2 separate regions of the Homo sapiens genome follow, and region 1 is linked to region 2. A link is a loop called in an ENCODE intact Hi-C map of the cell type or tissue named here. Cell type or tissue: PC-9. All regions are shown on one strand. Links, peaks and the distances in the headings refer to the core of each region. The heading gives the core; the rest is flanking DNA.

Evidence for each region. A loop is a pair of places that touch in the nucleus more often than their neighbours do. Peaks named below come from ENCODE experiments on the same cell type or tissue, not always from the same donor. Only the 100,000 strongest peaks of a DNase experiment are listed, where the experiment ranks them.
Region 1: a loop joins it to region 2, with 8 times the contacts of the local background. A loop is called at or near these places in 12 of 110 quality-filtered maps.

Annotation. Positions count from the first base shown.
Region 1 is chr1:218,485,105-218,493,774 of GRCh38, reverse strand. No RefSeq gene overlaps it. Among named protein-coding and RNA genes, the nearest start is that of LINC02869, 21 kb to the left of the region's middle. In PC-9, for the core only: no CTCF peak of the experiment used is centred there; DNase peaks (open chromatin) are centred at 724, 4,524, 5,864 and 8,044; H3K27ac peaks cover 4,160 bases.
Region 2 is chr1:218,372,103-218,380,772 of GRCh38, reverse strand. All of the region lies in intron 1 of TGFB2 (transforming growth factor beta 2), which reads right to left. Among named protein-coding and RNA genes, the nearest start is that of TGFB2-AS1, 31 kb to the right of the region's middle. In PC-9, for the core only: no CTCF peak of the experiment used is centred there; DNase peaks (open chromatin) are centred at 3,352, 3,792, 5,522 and 6,102; H3K4me3 peaks cover 957 bases; H3K27ac peaks cover 4,791 bases.

The DNA.
Region 1 (8,670 bases), core at 494-8,493, 110 kb before region 2:
ACGCTAGTCAGTGCAATAAAACAAACAGGCAAACAGAAATGGAAACTAGATTAATTACCCTAATAGCTTGTAGTATGACTGCCTTGTACATGTTTTAACACAATGGTCATTTGAGAGGAAAAAAATAAGAATACTACGTATGCAAATTTGAACAGAAAGGATTAAACAAAACTCATAATTAGCAGTGTATGAGGGCAAATAATTAGTAAAGTATGGATAATAGAAAAAGCAGCACAATTGCTGGTGTTTAATATTAGATGGATTGGAATGTGGAGAGAAGAAAGATATAAGCCAATTAGAAAATGTCCTTCTTGCATAAAAAGCTCTTAATTGGCCATAGTGACTTTGAGGGGTACCTGGTATAAAGCCTCAGTTTTGCAGACTTAATACCTTCTCACTAATGACCATATTGGGAAACCATGACAGAAAATTCTAGACAAAATAGTTGCTTTCTCTACACCTGGGAAGCCAAGCCAGGCTCACTAAGAGAGAAACCCTCGCTGTCCACTGGACTAAGCACAGATATAAAGTGGAAAGTTGTGCATTTGCATCTCACCTCTTCCCACCCCTACTTTGTTCTGTGCTGCATCCCCAACACCCAGCGCAGCACTGGCACATGGAAGAGAGTCAGCAAAATTTTATGGAATACATTTTCCCACTATGCAAGAGTGTAATAATCCCCTTATCTTTGTCAGCTACTCACTGCTCATTCATTCAAAAACTATGAGTCAATCACTACACTAGATCTTGGAGATAAAATGTCATTTAAGCAAACGTTGTTCTTCATCATGGAGAGCTCACTCTAGTAGAAGAGATAGACATTCACCAGATAACCACATAAAAATTCAGTCTATAACTATGGATATGATGGTACCATGAAGGAAAAGGCAGAGCAGTCTGAGGAGAGGCCCCAACATGGTCTTGGTCTACAGTGAGAAAACCTGTTCCAGAAGCTTCCTTGAAGCAGTGACTGTTGAACTCATATCTGAAAGATGACTGGCAGTTGACAATGTGAAGATGAGGAGAGGGCAATTCAGACATAGGGACTAGCATGAGGAGGACGTGAGCATGGAAGGTTGGAGCGTGATAGCCAGAGCACAGAACGTGAGAACAAGATGCAGGAGGCAGAAGACATTGGCAGGTGCTGCACCCCAGAAACCACATTAAGAACTACTGTCAATTAGCTGGGCATAGTGGTTCATGCCTGTTAAACCAAGCACTTTTAGAGGATCCCTTGAGGCCAGTAGTTCATGAGGGCCGTGAGCTATGATGATGCCACTGTACTCCACCCTGGGCGACAGAGTGAGACTATGTCTCAAAAACAAACAAACAAAAAAAGAATTTCCATTGATAGATCGATGGTAGCCAATTCCAAGCAGATGCTTTGTGTAGGGCACTCTTCTTACGTGCTGAGCATACCAAGGAGGAAGGTTCAATCCCTTACCTCAATCAAATAGAACTCTAGTTAGTGAAAATAGGATGTTTTTTAGAAGATTAAAAATTAAAAAGTTAACAAGTGCCTTCAGCTAGGGGACAAGTGAATGGGTCACAGGCATTGACAGAATGGAGAGCTCACTGGAAGCCATCCCAGAAGAGGAAGAACTTGACCTGGACACTGAAGAGCAGACAGGACAAATCACACCAGAGATTCCAAGTGTGAAGACCAAGACCAGAGGAGGAAATTTACGAGGATGCTTGGGGAGTCATCCTAGGATGCCTTTGACACTGTCCACCTAACAGGGTAAAATCCAGTGAAAAGGGGACCACCAGACAAATCGTCATAGAGACTCCCACACAGTGCCTGTCTGTCTGATTTCAGCTGAGTTTTTTCCCAAATTCCATCAAAACAGACAGTAGATGACACACCGATTATTTGCTTTTTGTATGTATCCCGCAAAAATTAGTTAAGGAAAAACACAGTCTACGTGTAAATTTTTCCATCTGCAACAGAAGGAAAATGTATCTGTTCATACCAACTAACCCAAGATCCAACAGAATGAACCAGTGAAGGAGGGAAATGAACTTAGTCGTTTGTAATATGTCTGTCAGGATAAATTAAATGCACATAGCTACACTTTGATATACCTGCCCTCAATTCTTTCAAACCAGTTTCAATTACTTTCTCACCATACAGTAATATTCATGAGTATATTTCTGGAAGATTTTAAGTATTTCACAAGTATTAACTCATTTTATCTTCACAACCACCCAGTGTGGTTAGTATTGGTGTTATCTCCATTTAATGGTTGAGAAAACTGAGACAGAATGAGGAGAGGTGACTTAACTAAGGCTGCAGCAGGGCAAAGGAGGAAATGGCATTTGAACCTAGGACATCTGGCTCCAGAGCTATACTCTTAACCTTTACATTTTACTGCCTACCTAATGTGTATAATAAACCAGGGGCCAACAAACTTTTTCTGGAAAGTCCCAGGTAGTAAGTATTTTTGGCTTTGTGGGCCATACATTATCTCTGCCTTTACTACTCTATTGTGTCACTGCAATGGGAAAGCAGTCACAGACAATATGTAAAAGAAATGTGTAGGCCAGGCACGGTGGCTCATACCTGTAATCCCAGCACTTTGAGAGGCTGAGGTGGGTGGATAACTTGAGGTCAGGAGTTAGAGACCAGCCTGGCCAACATGGTGAAACCCTGTCTCTACTAAAAATACAAAAATTTAGCCAGGCATGGTGGCATGCTCCTGTAGTCCCAGCTATTCCGGAGGCTGAGGCAGGACAATCGCTCGAACCTGGGAGGCAGAGGTTGCAATGAGCTGAGATCGCACCACTGCACGCCAGCCTGGGCGACAGAGTGAAACGCTGTCTCAAAAAAAAAAGAAAAGAAAAGAAAAGAAAAGAAAGAAGGAAGGAAGGAAGGAAGGAAGGAAGGAAGGAAGGAAGGAAGGAAGGAAGGAAGGAAAGAAAAAGCAAGCAAGCAAGCAAGCAAGCAAGCAAGCAAGCAAGCAAGCAAGCAAGCATGGCTGGATTTGACCCATGGCAGACCTGACCAAGCCCTTCCATAATTTGCCATTGCAAATTAAAATAAGGTCACTTTTCATAAATTTACATAGCGTGAAAAAGATCTTGCTTGTTAGCCTTTTAGTCCCCATTTGTGAACATTCATTTATTTACTCAGCAAGTATTTAGTGAGTCCATACTCTGGGACAGGCACTTTTTTCAGGTATTAAAATAACATCAGTAAACAAGATAGTTTCTATCCTCTGGAGCTGTATTCTGGCAGAGGAGACAGACAATAGGCAAACAATAGAGATAAGCTAGATAGATCATAGAACAGTAGGTAGTAATAAGTGCTATGAAGAAAAACAAATCAGAGCAAGAGACTAAAGACAGGCAATGGTTGCTACTGCAGGGTGCGTGGTCAAGGAAGGCCTCCCTGTTGGGGAGGTTTCTGTAGAAGTAGTCACTGAAGTCTGGGAGTTGGATGAGATCTCCAAGAGTGTACATGTCATTCAAAACTGAAAAGTGAAGGATTCAGCAAAGAAGGCTAAGAAGAATGCTTCAATAAGGAGAGTGAAACCAACTGCAACTGCATTGAATACTGCAAACATTCACACGGAGGAGGTCTGAGAGGTGCCCATTGATTTGGCAATGAGCATGACCCTGGTAACTTTAATGAGAGCATTTTCAGAAGAGGGAGGAAAGCCCAATTAAAGGAGATTCAGGAGCAAGTAAAAGAAAGAGAAAGGAAGACAGTGAGTGTGAAAAAATTATTTCCAGAAATTCTGCTATAAGGAAAAGAAGTAGAACAGAGTAGACAGAGGATAGTATAGTATAAAGGAAATATTTTGCTTTGGGCTTTTTTTTGTGTTTTTTTAACTAGGAAGACATAATATACAATATGCTTTTATATTAATAGAAATAGTCTAGTAGAGAAGATGAAATGGATGAAGTTGGGACAAAGAATAAATATTCTTGTGTTTGATGTTGTTATTCACCTGTATAATGGGCATTAAATGTAATTTAGATGTTTTATGTGTTGATCTTCACCTGTAAGAGATATATAGTGTGATTTTCATGTAACACAAATCAGTGAGCTCAGCACAGAAGCAGGGCTGGTATTAATATGCACCAGTACAAACATAGCAGTTGTCTATGGTCAGTATCTGTTCTGACTGTTGAATGCATTTCTAGTGAAATATTTTATTTATCATCCCTGCTCAGTGTGCTTCACTATATAATCTTAATTTTTACACAGTCATTGTATAATATAATAAAATTTCTTTGAATTTGAAAAGAATCTTTGCTTTTCAATAGAATTCACCAAGAACAATGAAATAAAAACAACAACAACATTGGATTAGAACATCAGACATGGGTTACCAGTTTTCTGTTTATTGGTTGATTTTAGCTAGAACACATCTCCCTATTACTCTATCTACATTTTGGGTAGTCATCCTGAGTTGCTTGCTGTGGGCATTTTTAGAAATCTTAGGCCACTCTAAGTAGAATGGTATCTTATACCCAAGCCATTGTGTTTTTGGGTTTGCTTAACTGATCTGAGGTTAATGCAAGTGCAGAGCAAACAAGCTTTTGCCCATGTAAGGACTGATTGCGAGTCCTGAATGTGCAGAACCACAGACAGGATTCCTGCAGAGTTTATGACATTAGACCTGGTTGGTGGCGGGGGTGGGGGGGGGGGGAGCAGCTGCCACTAACTACATTCCTGAGATGTACAAATGCCTTTGGAGGAAAGGTATCTTGTTTGAAGGAAATTCCAGAATCATTTGTGAATTCCCAGGTCTGGGGACAAAATCACGAATTAAGTGGGCATCCTTAAATTCCTATTGACAACACATAAAGAATAGTATCAAACTCCCTTAAAATGTTGTCTTTTTAGTATTTTCTCATTTTATTTTATGCTATAGAACATACACATTTAGAGTGGGGGTGGAGAGGGAAGTCGCTGAATATATTTGGAGTAGATACATGGTGAGCTCCTTAAAAGTAGTCACCTTGTCAGTTTTGTATCGAACCAAATGGCACTTATGCAGGTGTTGTATGAATGAATGAATAAATAAATAATTGGGCAAATATATACCCAGGAGTCCAGCTTTGGGTAGATTGTATCTGGTCTCTCACTCACTGTTTGTGTGGTCAATACTGTGTAGTTTACTCATCTTTCCCTCGTATTTCATATCTAAGTGATTGAAGTACAATTTCCCAAGCCAGATTTACTTAACAAAGCCTTAATGAGACACTATATGTTTATAACTCAGTATCAAAAATATATTTGAGTTTTGGTTTTTGCTATTTATTTATTTTTTCTCTCTCTCTTCCTTTCTTTTCTTAATTACAAAGCCATACTTGTTTAGTCACCTCTCTCTCATCAGACCCTTCATTCATTCGAAACACATTCACTAATGTGAGCTAGACAGTGTTCCAAATGCTGGAGATACCAAATGGAAGAAAGTGCCAGACCTCTGTGAGCTCACTGACTGAAGGCTGTGGCCATGACAAGGCAAGGGGTTGTTTTAATAACAGCTTGCATCTCCATCATCACCCTACTTGATGTCTCTTAACACTCATCTTTGAATCATCCAGGTCGTATCAATGTCTGAATCTGGCTTGTTTTCCATTGGAAATATCTCTACTATGCTTGTTAACTAATGAGGTGGCCAATAACTATCACATTGTTATATAACCCTCATAAGGGCAAAGCCTTCCTTCATTTTCCTCTGACTTTACCCAAAGATGATGATAACTGAGTGTTATCTTGGAAAGACTTCTGTTCCTGCTCCTGACTGCTATGGGAGCCTTCAGAAAGCCATTACCTCTTTAAAATTCAGTTCCCTGAATATAAAATAAGATCACAGAGATCAATAGTCTTAAGATCCTTTCTAACTTCCAGTGACTGTGATTATTTAATACTCAGAAACATTCATTACTCAGCTAGAAGGAATTTCTGGCACCTAAACATGGTTTTTTTTTTTTTTTTTTTTTTTTTTTTTTTTTTTTTTTGAGATGGAGTCTCACTCTGTCACCCAGGCTGGAGTGCAGTGGTGCGATCTCAGCTCACTGCAACCTCCACTTCCCGGGTTCAAGTGATTCTCCTGCCTCAGCCTCCTGAGTAGCTGGGACTACAGGCATGCACCACCACACCTAGCTAATTTTTGTATTTTCAGTAGAGAAGGGGTTTCACCATGTTGGCCAGGATGGTCTCGATCTCCTGACCTCGTGATCCGTGATCCGCCACCTTGGCCTCCCATAGTGCTGCGATTATAGGCGTGACCCACCGCACCTGGCCTAAACATGTATTTTGAGGGAAATGTAGCTTAATAGTGAAATTTGACCTTTGAAGTGTCCCGAAGAATCAGGTACCTGCTTTCAAATGCAAATACCTAGTCTAATAGGAGTAACACAAAATTAAGAGCCATGAATAATCACAATTAAATTGAAAAGAAACTACACGTTCTGAGTATTGGCCCCATTTTCCCAAGCCAGACACAAACGGTAACTTAAATTTGATTAGATAAGTTTTGTTTTTTTGAAGATGATCTTCCTTTTAATTATAAAGGATCAAAACAGGGACTGCCCTGAGAAAATCAAGACAGTAAGTTGCAGCAATTGAGCCCTGGACCAGAAGCACAGACTTTCGACCCATGCCTCGCTCTAACAGTGATGGCTGATGGCATCAGGCACCTCCCTGGCCCCGTTTTCTTATCAAAAAAATTAAATAGTCAAATCCAGAGACTGCAAAGTTCCCATACAGTTCCATCATAACATGGTTTTAGGAAGTCTGTAACATTAGCATAGTTATGTACTTCAGTAAATATCCTAATATTTCAGAAGTCCTTCATAGCATCAATTTAGCAACCTTAGATAATCAATAATCCAAGAACTTGTAGTTCCAATTTCAGCCTATATAGCTACAAATTCCTGTAGTTTCCTGGGCTCAAGCCAAGCAGCACAGATTAATTTATTTGAAAATTAAGGACCTATATATGCATGGACCTTGGTAGACACTGTAGCCAACATGGATAAATATATCTTAGGCCTTGTCCTCAGGTAACGTGGTAGGTACGTATATAAAACACACACAATTCATTCACTTCTATAATAACATTTTGAGCCAACGGTTCCAGACACACAAATACAACAATGAAACATAAAATCAAGCATGACAGTCTGAGTTCAGAGAAACAGAGGAGTGAGGAGGCACAGCAACTTAATATGGTTAGAAAGAGCTGAAAGAGAAAATGAAATTTGGAATGAGGATTGGTCATTGGGCAGAAGTTTCACAGATAGGCATGGAGAGAAGAGCATTTTAGGTAGAAGGAATGGCATGAACAGTTATGCAGAATTGCAAGTGCATGTGGCTTTTCCCAAGCTGTGAGTATGACTGGAGTTTAGAATACAGGAGAGGTCAAAGATGAGACTTGGAAGGTAGACTGAATCAGCGTATGAAGTATATTGGATGCCAGGCTAAGGCATTTAAATTTGTTTTGCTGATGTTGCGGATTTGCATCAAGGCAAGGCACATGTTTTAGGAAAGTTGCTTGGTAGCTGCCATTATGGTTGTGAGTAGGGAAACATAGAAAAGAGGAAGAGAGAAGAGGATGTTGGCACAAAGATTCTCATTATTAAATTATTTATATTAGGTAGAAAGTAAGAAATTACTGGCCAGGCGTGGTGGCTCACGCCTGTAATCCCAGCACTTTGGGAGGCTGAGGCAGGTGGATCACGAGGTCAGGAGATTGAGACCATCCTGGCTAACACAGTGAAACCCTGTCTCTACTAAAAAATACAGAAATACACACAAAAATATTACTATAAGGACTGATATAAGAATAAGTTGGATTATTACTCAACCATTAAAATATGATTACTAGGAGTTTGTAATTACATGGAAAAAATGACTATTTTATAAAGTTAAACTTAAAATTTTGTGAGACAAATTATATATATATATACACACATATATATGTATGTACATTCATGCATCATTTACAACAAGATATTCTCTGAGAAATGTCACTGTTAGGTGACTTTGTCATTGTGTAAACATCCTTCACATACTTCACAAACCTGGAAGGTATAGCCTACTACACAGCTACAGCTATCTACACAGCAACAGCTACGACTATCCTAGCTACACAGCTAGGATATACGGTATAGTTTATTGCTCCTAGTCTACAAATTTGTACAACACATTACTGTACTGAATACTGTAGACAACTGTAACACAATGGAATTTGTTTATTTAAATTTAGCATAGAAAAGGTACAGCAAAAATATGGTATAAAAGACAAAAATTGGTACACCTGTATAGGTCACTTACCATGACTGCAGCTTGCAGAACTGGAGGTTGCTCTGGGTGAGTCAGTGAGTGAATGTGAAGGCCTAGGACATTACTGTACACTACTGTAGGCTTCATGAGCACTGTACACTTAGGCTACACTAAATTTATTTTTAACATTTTCTTTGTTTAATAATAAATTAACCTTAGTTTACTGTAACTTTTTTAACTCTATAAACTTTTTAAGTTTTTTAACTTTTTGTTTTGTATTATCAGTGAGCTTAAAACACAAACACATTGTACTGCTGTACAAAAATAATTTCTTTATATCCTTGTTCTAAAAGCTTTTTTATGTTTTTAAATTTTTTTTTAACTTTTTAAACTTTTTTGTTAAAAAACAAATCACAAACATACAC
Region 2 (8,670 bases), core at 271-8,270:
CATTCAGGGATTCCTCTCAACACTGAGCTCCCTTCCCAGCAGCCTGACCCACCCCCACTCTATTCATCTCTGCTCTTCATCTCCAGATGAAGCAAAAATCTGGTAAATATTACACTTACAAGGTAACAGGTCTGGAATGCTTGGCATCCCAGGCGGAGTGCAGTTGCTTCTTGGCACCCGGACACATATACTCTGCAGCCTAGGGCCAAACTACATTTGGCTGCTTTGTGCAATTCAAATAAAGATATTAAAAATCTTCCAACTCTATAAACATTTGTACTATTTGCTAATCAAAGGGGTTAGCTAGGAAAAAAAAAACAGGCCATCTAAAGAGAACTTTGCATGCTGATTACTGTTGCCAGTTTCAGACTGTAAGGAGCTTAGCATGTGTGTGCACCATGTGAGTTTCTAACTTGGTGTGATAGCACAGTGATTTACACATTTTAGGCCAGGTGGAATCTACTTCTAGAGTGGAATGTCCGTCCCCAAACACACAAACCTAGGCCATTTTCATTCCAGAGTTTGTGCCCTTAATCATTACACTGTACTGCTGCTTTAGGGACACATGATTGGTCACCGACTTGAGCTTCCAATGAATGCGAGTGAGTGCTGACGATGGCAGCGACTTTGATAGGTAAATGTCTCAGCTCTACTATCTCACAGCTTGGGCAAGTTATTTAATCTCTCTCTGCCTTGGTTTCCTCACATGTGAAACAAAGAGAGTAATAATACCTATTATTGCCAGGATCAAATGAATATCGATGTCTCTAAAAGTGTTTAGAAGAGTGCCTGGAGTATATGAAGCACCGCATCGGTATTATTATTGTTGTTATTGTTATTATTGACTAAATACCAACTGTGGATAAAAGGAACTAGACATAGGTACTTATCAAAGGGTAACTGGTTCCTTAAGTAAGTAAAAGAAGTTAAATGCAATTGGATATTTTAAGACCCAGCTTCCTCCATTAACTAAAAGCATGTGAAAGAAAATGGTAAAATAAGATTGTATCACAGCCAGCTGACTTAAACTTTGGTCTACCCCGATTGAAAAATCAGGACTGACTGAACTTCTCTCAGGCATGAGAACAGAAAAAGGACACTGTTTTCAACTGGCTTCATCTTATCTTCCAGGTATTTAACCTCAGAACTTTTAAATAAAACCTCCTGTCAAATGACAACCTTGAGAAAAAATATGAAAGCTAGATTTGAGCATTAGAGAGGAAGAAAGACAGCATCAAATTAAAGAAAAGATGTTCCAGGCTCGCAGAAGTAAAAAAAAAAAAAAGAAAGAAAGAAAGAAAGAAAAAGAAATAAAATTAAAAAATAAAGAAAAGGTACTGGCCGGGCACGGTGGCTCACGCCTGTAATCCCAGCACTTTGGGAGGCCAAGGCGGGTGGATCATGAGGTCAGGAGATCGAGGCCATCCTGGCGAACCACGGTGAAACCCTGTCTCTACTAAAAATACAAAAAAATTAGCCAGGTGTGGTGGCGGGCGCCTGTAGTCCCAGCTACTCAGGAGGCTGAGGCAGGAGAATGGCGTGAACCCGGGAGGCGGAGCTTGCAGTGAGCCGAGATCGCACCACTGCACTCCAGCCTGGGTGACAGAGTGAGACTCCGTCTCTAAAAAAGAAAAAAAAAAAAGAAAGAAAGAAAGAAAATGTACCATGTGTTCTCGGTCTGCTTTTATAATTAAAGGTACTAATGAGACCAGATTTCCCTTGTGGGTGGCAGGTCATGTTTTAAGGACTGCTGGGATGACAACTAGAATCTGCTGGCAGACAGCTTTCTAGACCGAGCTGGCCTGAGAAGGTGCTGCTCAGGAGGGTAATAGCCACAGACCCAGCGAGGAAGCAATGTGAAGGCTGCTGCCCTTGCCACACCTCTTCTTCCATTACCCGCCTTTCCTCTCCTTTCCTTGTCTGCCTTTCTCTATCCCTCTGGTGTGCACTCACAATGCATATTGTTTCCTCAGGTCCCTTCTGTATAAGAAAAAAAAAACAGGCCGGGTGTGGTGTAGCACCCCTGTGATCCCAGCGCTCTAGGAGGTTGAGGCGGAAGGATCCTTTGGGGCCAGGAGTTCCAGGCTGCAGTGAGCTATGGTCCCTGCACCCCAGACTGGGTGGCAGAGTGAGACTCTGTCTCAACAGCAAAATGAACAGGCTGGGCACGGTGGCTCACATCTATAATCCCAGCACTTTGGGAGGCCGAGGGGGGAGGAGCACTTGAGGTCAGAAGTTCGAGACTAGCCTGGCCAACATGGTGAAACCTCGTCTCTACTAAAAATACCCAAAAAATGGCCGGGTGCAGTAGCTCACGCCTGTAATCCCAGCACTTTGGGAGGCCGAGGCGGGCGGATCACCTGAGGTCAGGACTTCGAAACCAGCCTGGCCAACATGGCGAAACCCCGTCTCTACTAAAAATGCAAAAATTACCTGGGCGCAGTGGCGGGCGCCTGTAATCCCAACTACTCGAGAGGCTGAGGCAGGAGAATCACATGAACCCGGGAGGCGGAGGTTGCAGTGAGCTAAGATCGCACCATTGCACTCATAGAGTGCCTGGTGCGACAGAGCAAGACTCCATCTTAAATAAATAAATAAATAAATAAATAAATAAATAAATAAATCCAAAATTAGCCAGGCATAGTGACAGGGGCCTGTAATCCCAGCTACTCAGGAGACTAAGGCAGGAGAATTGCTTGAACCCGGGAGGCGGCGGTTGCAGTGAGCCAAGATGGCACCACTGCACTCCAGCCTGGGAAACAGAGCAAGGCTCTGTATCAAAAACAAACAAACAAACAAACAAACAAACAAACACACTATAATATATGTAATGAATTAAAACGAAGGAGGTGGTGGCAAATGGGAAGCCTCATCTCAGGATTCAATTTAAGGAAGACACAGGAAGATGGATGCTGGGGTTATATTAGTAAGAAAGAAGAAAAGACTTTTTTCTCAGTAAGGTCTTCTGGGACCTCAGACTGCATCCTTTGGAAGCATCTGTCCTGCTTCTGCATGAAACTGGGCAGAGTTTCTCCCCAGCCACAGCTACCCAGGGTATAGGCCACGACTGGACTTCCCAGGGGTCGGGGGTGGGGCAAGACGGCACAACATAGGGGCAGGCGACCAGCAGAAGAGTAGGATTTCTGATTTTTGTGCTGAGGAAGCATAAGTATCTCCCAATGTAAAATACATTAGGGGGAGGAGGACTACATTGAATGAATCATAGTGCTGATTTGGGGGTGGAGCTGGTGGGGAGGGATGCCCTTGTGGTTAACCACATTTTACTGGGGTTTTTATTGATTGCAGTTGTATTGAAAGAGACATGACTCACACATACCATATTCAAAGCCACGTAAAGCACTGGGTTCCAATGGAATTTCAGTGTCTGAGAATGTCATGAACTATACTACAAAATGTGAAAAGTTATGCTATCAACATAGATATCTATGTTTTGCTTCTGTCCTGTACCAGCTAAAGAGGAGGCTGATTTTTCTATTTCCCTTTCACTTTAAGGCTGTGGCTAAGCACTTAAGAAATACACGTTGTTCTAGGCATGGTAGGGACTGCTTCTCCTAAAAGTTGGTTTCAGCTGGGCACAGTGGCTCACGCCTGTAATCCCAGCACTTTAGGAGGATCCCTTGAGCCCAGGAGTCTGAGACCAGCCCGGGCAACAAAGTGAGACCTCATCTCTATAAAAATTTTTTTTTTTAAATTAGCCAGGTGTGGTGGCATCATCTGTAGTCCCAGCTAACCTCCTAGGCTGAGGTGGGAGAGTCACTTGAGCCCAGGAGGTCAAGGCTGCAGTGAGCTATCATTACACCACTGCACTCCAGCCTGGGCAACAGAGCAAGACCGTGTCTCAAAACAAACAAAGCTGGTTTCATTAACCAACCATCTTCCTATGTGTTTGGATTGAACTTTGCTTGTAAATGTCATTCAGCAGTTTTTTAATTTTTCTGCTTTGTGCAGGGTAGTGTGTACAAATGGGTCTCCACAAATAGGCTATAAGCTACTTGAGGGCAGGGATAATATAGTAATAACAATAAAAAGAATAAGCATAACAGCAAAAGCAATGTTACTAGCTACTGGGAGCACATCAGCTGTCAGGTACACATCTGGATTCATCCCACTTAGGTGGGGGATAAGAAACTGAGGCTTAAAGAGGGAACTTGCCCGGTGCTATGGAACTGGAAACAGTAAGGCCTCCACTTAAACCTAGGTTGTATGGTCCTAGTACTCTCTGAGCTGTTGGTGATGCCTCTTCCAAGAGGGACTCATCCCTACCTATCTCATTTTTTATTCATCTGCATAATTCAGGCACCAAATTCTTAAGGCAGTATATGCTTGGTGAATTATAACTGAATTAAATAGAATAAAACAAAATTTTGTAGGTCATGGTTTTCAGGAACCATCCAGGCAGAGCTTAAAGTGAAATGACAAGGAATTGAGGTGGCTGATGTTCCGCCTGGTTGTAGAAATCATTACTAACACACATTGTCCTTTCATGCAAGGTCTGAGCTTCCAGCCCTCCTAACAAGATAAAGAATGTCATTCTGCCTTATTCACTTCTAACAATATTTTAAATTCTATTGTGTAAGAACACTTAACGGGAGATGTACGCACTTACCACATTTTTAAGTGTGCAATCTATTATTGTTGACTGTGGGTACGACGTTGTGCAGCAGCTCTCTAGATCTTATTCATCTTGCTCAACTGAAACTTTAGGCCCATTTATTAGTAACTCCTCATTTCCCCTTCGCTACAGCCCCTGGCAACCACCAATCCTCCCTTTGATTCTATACATTCAACTTATGAATATAAATTATAGATATCCCATATTTTTTCTTCAACTTCTTAAGTTCAGGGGTACATATGCAGGATGTGAAGGTTTGTTACATAGGTAAACGTGCCATGGTGGTTTGTTGCACAGATCATCCCATCACCTAGGTATTAAGGCCAGCATCCATTAGCTATTCCTCCTGATGCTCTCCCTCCTCCCTCAATATCCCGTATTTTAAAATACTATCTCCAATATTATCTTCCTCTCACAGAAATTGGTACCACTTTTCTTCTTTTCTAGACTGAAAAAAAAGCACTCGCTGTTCTCAATGTATGCTGACATGAGATTTAAAATATGGGCTAGAATTTCTAGTTTTTCTATGGTTTTCAGAATAAGAAAGCAAAAATGCTAAAGTCTTCAATGATCACCTTAAAATGATTGATTGAATGAATGACAATTTACTCAGCCTCTACCATGTGAAAAACATTTTTCTGTGTTAGATAATTTCTTCTTTTGAAGAACCATTAAGAAATAATGTTGGGTTTTTTTTTTTTAATTAACTCTCATTTTAGGAAAAAAAAAAAAGTTCAGAAAGGGTAACTGACTTTCTCGATGTTACACAGTCAGGATTTTACCCAGGTCCCCTGTATGCAAATCCTATATTTTCTTGCTACTCAATTGTAAGACTAATTGTCACACTCAAGAGTTATTGTTGGCTCATGTGTGAGTCACTTTCTTGGCTTATCAACAGCAGGTTGGGATAAAAAAAACCAAAGGTTGACATCTTCACAAAGTTTAAAGGAAGGGACCACCGTCTGTTATACAAAGCAAAAGAAACATAGAGGCCCATTATATGAACTCGTCTGTCTAGACAGATGACTAAACAGGGGTCCCTCCAGGGTTAGACTTGAATTTCCTCCGTTCAGCCTGTTGGATATTTAGCAATAAAAAAAAATCTTTTTTTGAACTGTTTAAAGGCTGTAGTACTAATCCAACCCCTCCTACACTGCCCAGAGAGTAGTTTAAAAGTATTTCAGTGAAGCCTGCATGTGTTAAAGTTTCAAGCAGAAATCAGATTGAGACAAAAAGAGCCCTAAAAATACTTGTGCTGTCTGGCTACAGACCCAAGAACACAAGCCTAAATGTCCCTTTATAACTCCAGTGACAGCAGTTTGAACTCACAGAGGGAGCAGGGTCTCATCCAGGTGTCCCTGTAGCAGGGGACATGAATGAATCCAAGTTGGGCTTCTCATCTTTCACATGGGCTGGCAAGCAACTTCTCTCCTGTTCCTTATGTGCCCTGGGGACAACAGAACTTTTTCTAACTTGTAATATGAAGAATGCTACTTAGAGTAAAGCAAAAGTCAGCTTCCTTTCATCAAGGCTGAGAGATATAAACGGAAGCTTGTGATGATAAGATTTTTTAAAAGCCTACTAATATTGCTATGTTTAGTGTACAGAGAACTGCTTCTGGTAGGCAATTAGGAGTTGGTCAGCAGACCACGGGGGCCCCGTGGAGAAACTGGGAGCATAGCAATTGACTAAAATCACTCTCCTTTCCCAAGAAGTCCTTAGCAATACGTGGGGTGCTATTTCTGTTATGGTACATATGTGCAAAAATTCATTCACTCTCTCATTTAATAAATATTTATTGGATGCCTCAATGTAACATTCCTTCATAAGTATGGGGCCTATCAGGAACTGGCTATGGAATTTCCAGGATCCTGCTTATTGATAGGTGCTGGTACTATTCTAATCTTTTAACAGGCATTAGAGAATTAACACAGTCCTTTAAGTAAGAAGTATGTACTCTGATTTACAAATCTGCCAACAACAAAAGCAACAACAAAACAGTTGTCCTATTCAGGGAACAAAATGAAAACACTGGAGTTTATATTGCCCACTCTAATTATTACCCAGCCTAGACAAGAAAATAACTGTAAGCACACACTCATCCTCCATATAGATTCACATAAGAAGCTATTTTCATTCTTCTAATGAGGAACATGAAGAGCATGCATGAGCTAAGCTCAGAGGCCACTGCTTAATTCCAATACCAGTATGCAAGCCCTTGGGTTCTACTGCCTGCCTTGAACTTTCACAGGTTCTTAGGAAAAAAATACTGCATTTAAGAGAAAAAAAGAAACACATCCAGACTTGTCTTTTTTTTCCTTTTATCAGAAGAGAATGATGCCCTGACACATACAGATGCATATGGTTCTCACTCAGAGGATTCTCCTTTTTAGACTTCTCATTCTTTAATCCACATTTTCCTTATTTAAATGGAAATTAATCATCTTGGAGGAGTGATGAATAGGATGAGCTTTGGAGTCAGACAGCTGTGTGATCGTGAGGAAATTACACGTGATGTTACTACACCTCAGTTTCCTTATTTATAAAATTTAGAATAATAATAGTGTTTATATATAGTGCTAATATGGAGATTAGCCCAGAGCCTAATATAACTATTCCATAACTGATAGTTAGTATTATTAACAATATGATTAGTAATATAATCATATTATAACTAATCATATTACTAATCATATTAGTCATATTATTACTAATCATATTACTAATCATATTAGTCATATTATTATTACTAATCATATTGTTATAAAAGACAGGATCCACTGCCCCAACCATCAACATCACCACCCAAATAGATGTCTTTTCTTCATGCAGAAATTCACTCAAAACCTAACATGGATATCTAGACACAGCCACACAGTTTTATTAAAAGCTTTGTAAGCCTCCAAAATACAGGTTCTCAACTCCAGTTGCACATTAGAATCTCCTGGGAAACTTTTTTTTGAGACGGAGCTTTGCTCTTTTTGCCCAGGGTGGAGTGCAGTGGCGCGATCTCAGCTCACCACAACCTCCGCCTCCCAGATTCAAGCGATTCTCCTACCTCAGCCTCCCGAGTAGCTGGGATTACAGGCATGTGCCACCACTCCTAGCTAATTTTTTGTATTTTTAGTAGAGATGGGGTTTGTCCATGGTGATCAGGCTGGTCTTGAACTCCTGACCTCAGGTGATCCGCCCACCTCAGTCTCCCAAAGTGCTGGGATTACAGGCGTGAGCCACCGTGCCCAGCCGGGAAACTTTCTAAAACTAAAGATGCAAAGTCCCACTCCAGACCAACGGAGTCAGAATTTCTGGAGTTGGACTCTGGCCTGAGTAATATAAGTAATATGTTAAGTGCTCCCCAGGTGATTCTGATACATAGTGAAGTTGAGAACCTCTGCACTACAGCTACCAAACAGAAACATCAGCCTTGACTGTCAAAGCTCCCAACAAAGAACCTAAGTGCTTGGATATCCCAAGTCCAAGTCCAAGTCTTTGCCATGGTACCAGTGCACCTAGTAGGTTAGCTATTCTTGGTGCTTCACCTGTTTCATTTCTGAAAAACAGTCTGCTCTCTTCCTAACAATAACACTAGAGTTAACGATCCTTGAAGTCCCAGTGGCCACAGTTCCATAGGGAGTTACCTTCCTGGTCTCCTGAGTATAGACAATGGACAAGGTAAGCAGCAGTCTTGGGAAAACAAACAACACAGACCAGGAAAACAGAGAAGCAACCCCTGCTGCCACTGTGAACACATACGAAGTCAGCTCCACTTCAGAGCAAAGATACAATCCAGCTGAATATTAGAAAAATATGGTCTGACCATTTAGATTTCAGAGGGATCCAAAACCAATTTAGACTCCAGTCGGTTGACAAAGTTCACATTCAGCAAAACAGCTCCAGCAGTTGCATCATACACACAACAGGGCAATTCAGAAATACAGATGTCCAGCCATGTGCAAAACAATGCTTTCATTTTTTTTCTTCTCTTTCCCACCACTGACCCCGAGAGCAGGCTGGAAAAGCTCAGCATCTGTTGCTAC